Regions from separate parts of the Homo sapiens genome. Here region 1 is linked to region 2. Evidence: chromatin contacts called from ENCODE Hi-C or POLR2A ChIA-PET data. All regions are on one chromosome and are shown on one strand. The core of a region is the stretch at or near the end of the contact, and the rest is flanking DNA. Distances in the headings are between cores, read along the strand shown. Region 1 overlaps C20orf203 (chromosome 20 open reading frame 203). Region 2 holds the start of NOL4L (nucleolar protein 4 like).

Region 1 (5,477 bases), core at 2,546-5,045, 43 kb before region 2:
ACATTAATAAAATGTAGTGAATAAAAGGCCATGTAATTCCTCTTTACCTCCTGAGCCCCATTCTGTTTAAACCATTGTTGTCAGCTGGTCAGTGTATATACCTATACCTATGCCATGCCTATACCAATACCTATACCAATATCTGTAACTATACCTATGCCACTACCTATGCCTGTGTCGTGCCTGTACCAACACCTATACCTAGACTATCTATATTTATATCTGTTTAGATGTGCATATTGTGTTTAGGTATGCGTCTCACGTGAGTAGTAACATTCTGTATGTTTTGTTCTGCAAGATGCTTTCTTTTTCTTTTTCTTTTTTTCTTTTTTTTTTTTTTTTTTTTTTTTTAGATAGAGACTCATTCTGTTGCCCAGGCTGGAGTGCAGTGGCTCAATCTTGGCTCACTGCAACCCCTGCCTCCCAGGTTCAAGCGATTCTCATGCCTCAGCCTCCCAAGTCGCTGGGATTACAGGTGCACACCACCACACCCAGCTAATTTTTGTATTTTTAGTAGAGGCGGGGTTTCACCATGTTGGCCAGGCTGGTCATGAACTCCTGAGCTCAAATGATCCTTCTGCCTTGGCCTCCCAAAGTGCTGGGATTACAGGTGTGAGCCACCGCACCCGGGCTATTTTTTTTTCCCCTCCCTCCCTTCCTCCCTTCCTTCCTCCCTTCCTTCCTTCCTTTCCTCTTTTCTTTTTTTCAAACAGGGTCTCACTCTGTTCCCCAGGCTGGAGTGCAGTGGTGTGATCTCGGCTCACTGCACCCTTGCTTTCCCAGGCCCAAGTAATCTTTTTACCACAGCCTCCAGGTAGCTGGGACTACAGGCACACACCACCAGGCCTGGCTAATTTTTGTATTTTTTTTTTTTTGTAGAGATGGGGGGTCTCACCGTGTTGTCCAGGCTGGCCTCAAACTCCTGGGCTCAAGTGATCTGCCCGTCTCGGCCTCCCAAAGTGCTGGGATTACAGGCGTGAGCCACCGCGCCCGGCCAATGCCTTCTTTTTCACTGAACAACGTGTCATGGACATTTCTGAGTCAGTGCATACAGACCTGCCTCCTCCTCCGTGCTGTGCAGTGTTCTGTGTGTGAGCTGGTCCATCCTTTATTTGCCCTCTGGCCTATAAATGGACATTTCCATTATTTCACTCCCACACACAGCCCTGAACAGGCCTCACTGTGCACTCCAGCAGTTTCTCCAAGATAGGTACCCAGCTGAACCCCTGGCACTACTGAAGAGGACGGGTACCAAATTTGTGATCGGTATTATATAAAAACTTGCCTTCTGGGAAGTCCAAACTAAGCTCTCCTTACTCTTGGACTTCCAATCACTCTGTTGGGTTGGCTTTTAAAGCTGGGCCAAGGAGAACTTTTCAACCATCTTGGCTTGCCCTGTTGGTGGGTGGGAGACAGGGTCCCCGGCCTGGGGCAATTTCAGGGAGAAGGGGAAGAACTCCCCCAGTCCCCAAATTTCTCTCCCATCTAAATGCCCCCCGACCTGAAAATGGAGATAATAATAGACCTTCCCTCACAGAGTCTTTCTGGGGACGCTGTGAAAAACAGCCAGGATGGAGATCTGGTGCAGAGGGACAAGGACAATAACAGTCGTAGTGCGACGTCCGGAAGCCTCGCCACGCCGCCCGGAAGCTTCGCCACGCTCCAGGCACTCTTTGAAGGCCCCACCACCATCTTCTCCCTTATGGTGCCTGGCACCCACCATTGTGGTCACTTGCACTAATGCGAGTCCTACCAGTGGCTGGTGCTGGTTCTCACATGCTCCTCTGCATCACACCTGATCCACATCACTCTAACCCAGTGGCCTGTGAGTTCCCATGGCTGACATTAGCTGCAGGGCTGGCCCAGAGCTCTCTTCCAAATTTGCATTCAGAATCCTTCCCCAAAATACCCAATTAAAACCCCAGATGCTGTGTGGACAGCTGGATCCAAAAAGAGCTCTGGGATCAGTGGGACTTACTTACCCAGTCTCAGCTACTCCAAGATCTGGGAAACAGTGGGTTCTTTGGGCCTGGGCCAGGCCAGAGCCTCAGTTTCCCCATCTGTAAGATAGAGGTGGTTGCAGTCAGACTGGATAATTCCAAAGTGCAGTTTTGTTTGTCTCAGACCTCCTGCCCCACCCTCTCCAGCTTATATTCTCAGAAAACATGGTGCTAAAAGGAATGGCCCCGTCTTGGCTCCTATTAGCCTCTGTCTCAGGAGGACAGGGGAGCCCAGGACCAGGGAATCAGTCGGAAGTTCAAGTTCTACTCCTGACTTCAAGTTCTACTCTCCGCCTTCTAGCTGCAGCCCCAGGTGATGTTTGCAAAGGCCCCTGTAACTTAGTGGGTGCTTAGTCATGGTCCCTCCCCTTTCCATGCCTGGGCAGATCTCTGAGCCTCACTTCTCTGAGCCTCAGTTTCCTCACCTCTGCAATGGCTGTGCCTCCCTGCCTGGCCCAGTGCCAGGGCTGTTTGAAGCTAGCAGAGGATGCTGGATGGAAAGAGCTTTTCAGGTAGAAAACCGTGTGCTGTTGGGAAGATTTATTGCTGGGACTGAAAGTGGGAGGTCCAAAGGCCATTGAGGCTGAGACAGTCCCTACCCAGAAGGCTGTGCCAGGGACCAGGCTGCTCTCCCTCCACCCGCACTAGCTGAGCAGAAGGCCTTCTCCCCGAGGCCCTAATGTCTGGTGGTGAGCAGGGGCCGGGCTCTCTTTCAACAGATATTTACCCTTTTATTTTAGAGTGTCTGTCCCCCAAGCAGGGCCCTGGTCAGCGGCTCGATGACCAAGGTCTGGGGAGGGGCACAGGCAGCCTGAATCCTTCCCTTGCTCTCATCCCCCATGTCCTGTGGATTCTCCTTCATTTTCCTCTCTCACCTGCAGCTCCAGGGGACCCTTGCCTCGCCCGTGGCCCCTTGCTGCTCCCGCCACCTTGTCCCCCTCCTTTGTGCTGCCTCCACTTCCACTCTGGCCACCAGGATTCTCTCTGTGTGTGTGTGTGTGTGTGTGTGTGTGTGTGTGTGTGTGTGTGTGTGTGTGTGTTTGAGATGGAGTCTTGCTCTGTTGCCCAGGCTGGAGTGTAGTGGTGTGATCCCAGCTCACCGGGAGACTCTCCCGTGTTCAAGCGATTCTCCTGCCTCAGCCTCCCGAGTAGCTGGGATTACAGGCACATACTGCCACGCCCAACTAATTTTGTATTTTAGTAGAGATGGGGTTTTGCCATGTTGGCCAGGCTGGTCTCGAACTGACCTCAAGCGATCCACCCGCCTCGGCCTCCCAAAGTGTTGGGATTACAGGCGTGAGTCAGCGTGCCCGGCCTCGGGATTCTTTGGAAAATAACATCTGAGCGGTATCTCCTGCCGAGTGCCAGCCTGTGCAGGGCCCTGAGGGGCAGTGGAGCCAAAAGGAGAAGAGACGGCATCCCTGTGCTCTGCACCCTGCTGACCCCCGGCCACTGCTCCCTAGCCCATGTCCTGCTGGGGCGCACCCCACATTCTACCACACAAATCTGTTCCAGCGCCAGACCACACTTCCTCTCTCTCCCCTTGGTGCCTCCCCTCCCCAGCCTAGACCCCTTCCTTTCCCTCCCGCCCTGACGCATCCTGCTTCCAGGCTGGGCGAGGGGAGTCCTGGTCTGTGTTTTCTCGATCGAGTTAGCTACTCAAAATCATATCTGTGTGTCTCCTGAGGGGGTCCGCAAGCCCCACAGGCAGAGGCACACCTGCGTCACAGTGGGGGCCCTGAGCTCAGCCCTAAGTGGCTCCTGAAATGCTCTCTCGAGGCCTGAATGAATCTCCTCCCCCGGCCACCCGGGGCAGTTGGGAGTGTGAGACCTCAGGCTTGGCCCGGCAGAGCTATATTTAGACACCAGGGCCAAGGCGAGCTTCTGAGGCTGAGGAGGTGGCGGGGCCCACAGTGGGGCCCCAGGGGAACCGCCTCATCGAGGGGACCGTCCCTAGGTGACAGGCCAGAGCCCATTCTGGCTGCTTTGGCTTCCACTGCCCCCAAAACGGCAGAGGAAGGATTCTGTTTGAACAAAGGAGGTTCTCTGGCTGGTTTGGTGTGTGTATTATAGCTGGAAAAAATAAGTTCTGGGCCGGCCGGTCAGCTCCAAGGGTGGCCCAGGGCTGGGGGGCCAGGGCGAAAGTGGGGGTTTCCTGGCCAGCCCCTGGGCTGGCTCCTGTCTGCTGCAGCAGCCTGCATGGCTGTCCTCCCCACTGTACCTCGGGCAGGCATCGTGCCAGGCCAGGGTGCGGCTGCCCGGCGGGTGAGGAGGGGCTGCCCTGGCCCCGCTGCTCGCTGCCCGGCTCTTGGGGCGGGCTGGAGGCAGGATGGATGTTCGCAATAATTACCCAGCTGCAGCTTCCCCAGAGCTGCCGCCATAGCAACGGTGCCGGGCGCCCCAGCCGGCCAAGTGGCAGGAGGGGGATGTGGGCACTGTGGGCAGGTCGGGGAGTGGGGTGGCACGAGCCCCAGGCACAGCCCCACTGGCTCCCTTTGTCAGCTCCCTCACTGGCCCACCCCTTCCCCGGAGGCCGGGGGAGGGGGGCTTTGTCTGGGCATAGGGAGGTTGGCACAGCCCAGGAGAGGCTCCGGCAGACGCCCCATTCCCACTGCCAGGGCCCATGTGGCAAGGGGAAGCAGGTGTCAGGAGGGCTGGGAGCGCTCAGGGTCCCCATGGCTCAGGGTTCAGTGGAGGGTGTGCTGTGCCCCACCTGGTGGCCCCCACACACCCCGGGTCCCCTGGTCTCATTGTGCACAGTGCTGTCTTCTTTCTCTAGAAGGGAGTGTGTGGGCACTGGGCACTCCCCAGGGAGGACTCCACTCACCCTGCCTTGCAGGGGTCCTCTTGGAGCAGGCCTTGGGCAGAACTGGCTTTGGGTGGGGCTTTACCTGTGGGGGAGGCCCTGGGGACCCCCATAATCCTGCCCTCATGGTACCCGTCCCCTCTCTCTGTACTTGGAAGCCCTGACAGTCCCTCCCTCCTGTGAACATTCAGTCTGATGAAGAGACTGTGGTTAGCTCCATTTTCCAGATGGGGAGACTGAGGCCAGAAAGGTCTAGGACTTGTTTGGGATCACAGAGCTCAAGTCTGTGGAGCCCCAACCCCGTCCAGTGTTGCCACCATGGTCATCTGGCAGCACAGCCTAGTGGTGACCGAAGAGTGCAGGGCCTGCAACCCAGGGGCCTGGCCAGCCTTGCCCAGCTTCAGTTTTCTCCTCTGTAAGATGGGGATGGAACTGGAGCTCTCTGTATGGGGTTGTTGCGTGGATTCGAGGAAACTGCACGGAAGGCGAAACGCCTGGCACGTGGGCAGTGTTAGCTGCTGCTGTTGTTGTTGGAAATATTATTTTTTATTATTGTTGTTACAACACGTGGGGGCGGACCTCGATGCTCACCAAGGTCCCTTTTGGCTCTGGTCTCCTGGGGCGCTCCGGGTGGGCGCTAGTCACCACAGGCATGCTGGGAAGTGGGAAGC
Region 2 (5,962 bases), core at 2,800-5,299:
TGCAGGCATCCCCGCTCATCTGGGCCCAGGGTCAGAGCTCAGTGAAAGGCAGGTGATCTGGGCCAAATCAGGCAAAGGCCAGGTACCTGGTTCTGTCCTGCGGCCCTGAGCCTCTTTGCTCCTGTGGGACTCAGTTTACCCATCTATCAGAGGCAGGGTTTGGACTGTATACTCTGAGAACCCTTCATCACCAAGCTCTTGTGACCCATTACATTACTATCTGTATTCAGAGTGGACGTGAGCCCTGGGGGCTTGGACTCCCTGTGCTTCAACTCCAGTCTCCCTTGGACACCTGGACGAAGTGTGGAAAAAAAAAAAAATCCAGAGGCCGGGCATGGTGGCTCATGCCTGTAATCCCAGCACTTTGGGAGTCCAAGGCGGGAGAATCACTTGAGCCCAGGAGTGATTACGTTACTATCTGTATTCAGAGAGGACGTGAGCCCTGGGGGCTTGGACTCCCTGTGCTTCAACTCCAGTCTCCCTTGGACACCTGGACGAAGTGTGGAAAAAAAAAAAAAAATCCAGAGGCCGGGCATAGTGGCTCATGCCTGTAATCCCAGCACTTTGGGAGCCCAAGGCGGGAGAATCACTTGAGTCCAGCCTGGGCAACAAAGAGAGACTCTGTCTCTACAAAAAATAATTAAAAAAAAAATAGCTGCGTGTGGTGGTGCATGCCTGTGGTCCCAGCTACTGAGGAGGCTGAGGTGGGAGGATCACTTGAGCCTGGGAGGTAGAGACTCCAGTGAGCAGCAATTGCACCACAGCACTCAGCCTGGGAGACAGAGCGAGACCCTGTCTCAAAATTTTTAAAAATGCAGAGGATCTCCTGGCCTTTGATTCATGGGGCAGCCTACTTTTTCCTTTGGCAGGTGTCTGGAATGGAAATCAAAAAAGAGCAGCTGCCCCCTGGGACCGTGATTGCATCCCCCCAGGAGTTGGGCATTGTGGGAGACTTACCCCACACCCCACCCAGCATGCCCCTCCTAAAGGACCCCAGTGACACGGATAGGCTGAAGACCCAGGGTCTGTTTCTGCAAAAGTGGGGATGGGCCGCAGTAGGCTGTTCTCACTCCTTGGCTGTTCCACTCTCCCAGGAGCCCTTGGGGCAAGAGGCTGGGACGTGCCTGGTGCAGTGAGCTGTCACACAGTAGGGACACCTCCAGGCCTCTGACCTCCAAGACCACAGACCTCTGGACCCCTGCAGCTGCCCTCCTCTCCTCACTTCTTCTCTACCCCACAGTCCTGCTCGTTTAAAACTCGCCAGTAGCTCCCATAGCAGCTGGAATGCCATCCAAAGTATTTCCCAGGGTCTTCAAGACTCCTGCCCTCCAACCCCTCCTCCCTCACTTCAGTCTCACCACACTGGACACCTTCCAGCTTCTAGAAAATGCCAATCTCCTTCCACCTTGGGGCTTTTGCCCTTGCTCTTCCCTCATCCTGGAATGCAGGAACAGCATGCCTTGGCACCTGTCATTTAAGTCACTGCTCAGATGCTACCTCCTTAGAGGGGCCTTCCCTGATCCCCCTAAGAAAAGCAGCCCCTTCTTTGCATTATTTGCTATCACAGCTCTCTCTTTCCTTCGTGGCCCATTCCCCGGGCTGTTGTGATCAATAGCTGGTTTGTTCAATAGCCATCTTCCATACCCATTGGTGCACTCCCGTAGGGCAGGGACCTTGGGGATCCCATGACCATATCCCAAGCCCCTGCTGCACAATGGCTGCTAAACAAATGTTTGTTGAATGAATGAAGCACAAAAAGTGCCAACAATGCCTGTCTTCCTCCTTGAATACTTCGAGGCCCCATGAGGGAGAAAATGGCACTTACTGGGCACCCGTCACAGCTCAGGCACTCTCATCCTGTTGAATCTCTACATCTGTGACATCCTGTCCCGCTATACAGATGATGAAGTAGGGGCTCAGTGACCTGCCTGAGGTTACCCAGCAAAGGGTGGAATGATGGCTTCATTCCATTGTGAAGTAGCCAAGTGGGACCTGTGAGCATGAAGAATGCCACGCCAAATAATCATCAGGATTCACTTCCAAATCTGACTCCACCCGAAGCCCATGTTCTTTTCATTATACTATACATTCTGCTGTGCCAGAACTCAGCCCAAGATTGACAACCAGGTTTTTAGCTTCTGAAAGGCAGGCAAAGACCCAGCCTGGGTGGAGAGGTGGTCCGGCTTAGTGGTTATTGAAGTGGGTCCTGGAACTGGACAGAGAGACCAGGGCTCACACAAGGACCCCACCACCCAGGCACAGGGCATATTTGCCACAGTTATCATTACCATTGCCAGGCTAGAGCATCTCTGCTCTCAGGAAGAGTGTGCTGGAAGGATAACCGTCAAGGGACACATGGAAAAAGTCAGGGTCTGAGCTTCTTAATCACAGAAGCCCCTGCGCCCCTGGGGCTGGCCTTTGGGTAGTGCCTTCCCCGCTCTGAGTGGTCACCTCTTAAAAACGGGCATGCATACCAGCATAGATCCAAAAAGAGCTCTTGAGAAGATAAAGAGGAAAAATGACTGTGGAGTTGTTGGTGTATATAAAGTAACATGAAATGTAAATTATCTAAAAATAATCTCCCATGTGAAATGCAGAGAGAGGTTGGGGCTTGGGAGACCTCTAGGGTTCTTTCAGCATTTACTGGCACCTACTGTGTGCCAGGTGTTGTGCTAGGGCCTGTGCATATGAGGATGGGTCAGATATGGCCCTGAGCATCTGGAGCTCCCTGTCTACTGGGGGAAGTGAGCCAGGTATACACAGCGTGGGGCTCTCTCCGAGCGCGGTGAAAGGGGAAGAGTTTGTGTGTGATATGGCAGCAGCAGCCAGATGCACATGAGCTGAAACCCACCCCTCCTTCCTGCATGACCTTGAGCAGGTCAGGCCACCTCTCCAAGCCCCAGGTCTTCGTCTGTAAAATGGAGCCATTCCCTCTGCCTCTCAGAGTTGCCAGGACATGGCACGTAGTAGGTCCTGGGGTGGGGGACTTTGGGATGGGAGTAGACAGTAGTTCCTACGCAGGAAACGGTCCTGCACTAGACAAAGTCTGGGCCTCAGGACTTGGATGGTGACTTGCCTGCAGGAGTGTCATGGGGACATGGGGTGGACCCCCGGGGACAGCTGGGAGAGAAGTGCAGCAATTCCTCATGACCTGTTAAGGAAGTGGGGGGTAGGGGCACAGAAATCCTGGGGAATTGGCCTGTGCCTTTATTTATGTTGGTAATTTCATTAAGGGGGAGGGGACCAGCTAGCTCTACCCAAGGTCAGATCTGCCCAGGTAGGAGGGGGGCGGTGGGGCTACCTGAGTTTACTCAGCAAGAGATTCTAGGTCAAGGCGCACTCAGGAAGGCAGGGTGTCTCAGGATGAGTTTGTGGATGTGTTGAGAGTTTTCTGAAGCGGAGGTGGGATTGGGCTGAGGCCACAGGCGACTTCCCAGGGGGCCTGGGCCTGTCCCAGAGCAGTGGGGCAGGCAAGCAGAGGCAAAGCTGGCCAAACTTCGGGGAATTCAGGGTGAGGCAAAAGGAGAGGAAGTTTGGGGGCCCCGAAGGGCGGCGATGTGGGGTTCCCCCAGGGGAACACTGCTCTTCTGGCTTCGGCTCACGGGAGAGGTCAAGTCACTTGCGGGAGCGAGGGAGGGGGAGCCTGCCCTACACCTTCCCGGCCTGGCTAAGTGGGGCGGGGCGGCCGGGAGGTCGGCGTCTGGGCTGGGGTCTGCGCCCTACTCCCCGCGGGACCGCCGCGTCCGGGAGGAGCGGGGCCTGCGAAGCTCCGGGCCCGGCCCGGCCAGACGGAACGCGGTTCCTGGGCTGGGCACTGCGCGCCTGTGGTTCCTGCCCTCCCGGCGGCTGCGGGCGCGGCTGCCCCCGCGCCCCCAGGGGCCGGGCCGGGCGGGGGCTGGGCCCGGCGGGCGGGCGCAGGAGGAAGGGGGGGGCGGGCGGCGGCGAAGGCTGCGCCGCTCTAACAGGTGGGATCCCGCGGCGTGGTGGAGGCGGGCGCGGGAGGAGGAGGAGGAGGAGGAGGAAGAGCCGCGGCAGCGGGAGCCTGAGCAAGAGCAGGATGAGCCGCGCAAGCTGACAGCCACTGCTGCCGCCCGCGCCCAGGCTCGGTCTCGCTCCCAGCGCTCGGGGCCGCTCCCCGCCTCCCGCCTCCCCCGGCCGCCCGCGGGGCGGCCCGCCCCCTCTGCACCTCCGGGCCCGGAGCTGCCTCCATCGCTCCTGCATCCCGGCCGGGGGGAGGAGGAGGCGGAGCAGGAGGCGAGCCGGAGCCGCCGCCGCCAACGCCGCCGCCGCCGCCCGAGCAGGACAGAGCGCGCCGCAGCCCCGCGCGTCCGGCCGCCGCCCGCGCCCATCCAGCAGCCTCGCCGGAGCCACACCGCGGGACAGACGCGGCCGCGGCGCGTCCCGGCCCGGTCCAGCCCAGCCCAGCCCAGTCCCGGCACCGGGCGGCCCGGCGGCCGGCCCGCCCCCGAGGGCGCCGGGCGCGGCGGGAGGATGCCGAAGCCGACGCTGCTGCTGCGCGGGGGCTGGGAGCGCGAGCGCAGCCCCGGGGACTCGGAGCTGGGCCGCCAGTTCCGGGACTGGTGCTTGCGCACCTACGGCGACTCGGCCAAAACCAAGACGGTGACACGCAGCAAATACCAGCGGATCGCCGAGGTCCTGCAGGGCGGCGGCGGGACTGGCGCGGGCAGCGGCCCCGCAGCCGGCGAGAAAGGCAAGTTCCAGTTCTGGGTGCGCTCCAAGGGCTTCCGCCTGGGCAGCGGCCGGGAACCCAAGATGGGCCAAGTGGTGTATGTGCCGGTCAAGACGGGCTCGGTGAGTGCGCGCGCGGCGGCCGCGGGCGGGTCCCGCCGCGGGGCTTGGGGCAGGCGGGCGGGGGCGGGGTGGGGGTGTGGATGTGTGTCCGAACGTGTGTCCCTGAGGTTGTCCGTGTGTCGGGCCCGCCGGAGGCGCACGCGTCCCTGCTCACCGGCCCTTCCCGGCTCGCCTGGGCAGCGCTCCGGGTTCGGGGCGTCCCTGCCCCCCTCCGCGCCGCTGCCCGGGCCGTGGCCGTGCCGGGCAGGCTGTCCCGGGCTGCTCACCCCAGCATGTTCCGTCCTCTTGTCCCCTCCCCCCGCCAGCAGGCGGCTGCTCTGGAGCCCGAGCCTCCCCCCGCCCGCCCCGGGGCTGCCTGTCCCGGGCGCCTCGCGCTCCCGCCCCCGGGCCGGCTGGGCGGTGTGTGTGTGTGTGTGTGTGTGTGTGTGTGTGTGTGCGCGCGCGGAGGGTGGTGCCGCGGGGTGGGGGGGGGGGAGGGAGGCAGGGGCAGCCGCGGGACGGGGAGTCCGCCGGGCCTCCCAGCGCCAGGGGAGGGGGCCCGCCCGGGCACTGTCGCCCCGACCCCACCCGGGGCTGGCCCGGGGAGGGGCGGCCGGAGCCGCAGCCTGGCGCAGGAGCAGCCTCCCGCGGGTGGGTGGGGCGCCCCCTCAGCCCCCCGGGCCCCTCGTTCCCCCTTCATGGGACGGGGGAGGCCTGACCTATCCATCCCCTCCCCTCCCCCGTCCCCCGGGCCGGCCCGGTCCGGGCGGGGTGGCGTGGGGGAGGGGGCGGGGAACCGCAGCCGCCTAAAGGGAGGAGGCGGGCGGCCGGGCGGGGGCGTCCCCTCTGGCCCGGGGCGCCCTGGAGAGGGCGTGCGGCGCGGGCCCCGCGGCTCCCCCGCCGGGACCTCATTGTTCTGCAGAGGGTGGGGGCTGGGGGGGGGGCGGCCGCTCCCGGGGCGCTGCTGAGCTTTGAACTTTCCGTCGCCGAGACCCTCCATTAGTGCGTTCCGCCCCCGGCCCGGTCGGGCCGCGCCGGCCTCCCCCCGCCCTCCTTGCTCCCTCCCCGGCCGGAGCGCGAGAGCCGGGCCGCCCCGCGCCGGCCTCCCTCCCTCCCCCGCTCCCCCGCTCCCCCCTCCGCGCTCCTCCCCCGGCCGGCCCGCCCGCCCCGC

Evidence for each region. A loop is a pair of places that touch in the nucleus more often than their neighbours do. ChIA-PET counts read pairs that join two places held with the same protein, here RNA polymerase II (POLR2A). Pooled maps may share reads with other maps.
Region 1: a loop to region 2 is called in a map of B cell, with 2.5 times the contacts of the local background. The contact joins the enhancer-like site here to the promoter of NOL4L in region 2. A Hi-C loop is called at or near these places in 7 of 168 maps with a recorded cell type or tissue (B cell, CD4-positive, alpha-beta T cell, K562 and 4 more), 6 of 37 single-sample maps with no recorded cell type and 11 of 50 pooled maps. POLR2A ChIA-PET finds 5 or more read pairs at or near these places in 5 of 52 experiments (A673, GM10248, K562 and 2 more).

Annotation. Positions count from the first base shown.
Region 1 is chr20:32,626,194-32,631,670 of GRCh38, reverse strand. It overlaps C20orf203 (chromosome 20 open reading frame 203), which reads left to right. Exons shown (of 6, transcript NM_182584.4): 6 at 1-46. Among named protein-coding and RNA genes, the nearest start is that of NOL4L-DT, 41 kb to the right of the region's middle. RefSeq lists a silencer at 4,279-4,348. Within about 2 kb of position 3,795, at least 6 of the 41 ENCODE cell types and tissues checked have a DNase peak (open chromatin) inside an H3K27ac peak, as active enhancers do; they include B cell, where a contact is called at or near this core.
Region 2 is chr20:32,583,420-32,589,381 of GRCh38, reverse strand. NOL4L (nucleolar protein 4 like) reads left to right here and starts at 4,049. Exons shown (of 11, transcript NM_001256798.2): 1 at 4,049-4,812. The coding sequence starts at 4,492. NOL4L-DT (NOL4L divergent transcript) reads right to left here and starts at 1,903. Exons shown (of 3, transcript NR_034152.1): 1 at 1,826-1,903. RefSeq lists an enhancer at 3,397-3,476 and silencers at 3,667-3,856, 4,077-4,126, 4,187-4,346, 4,487-4,536, 4,877-5,076 and 4 more.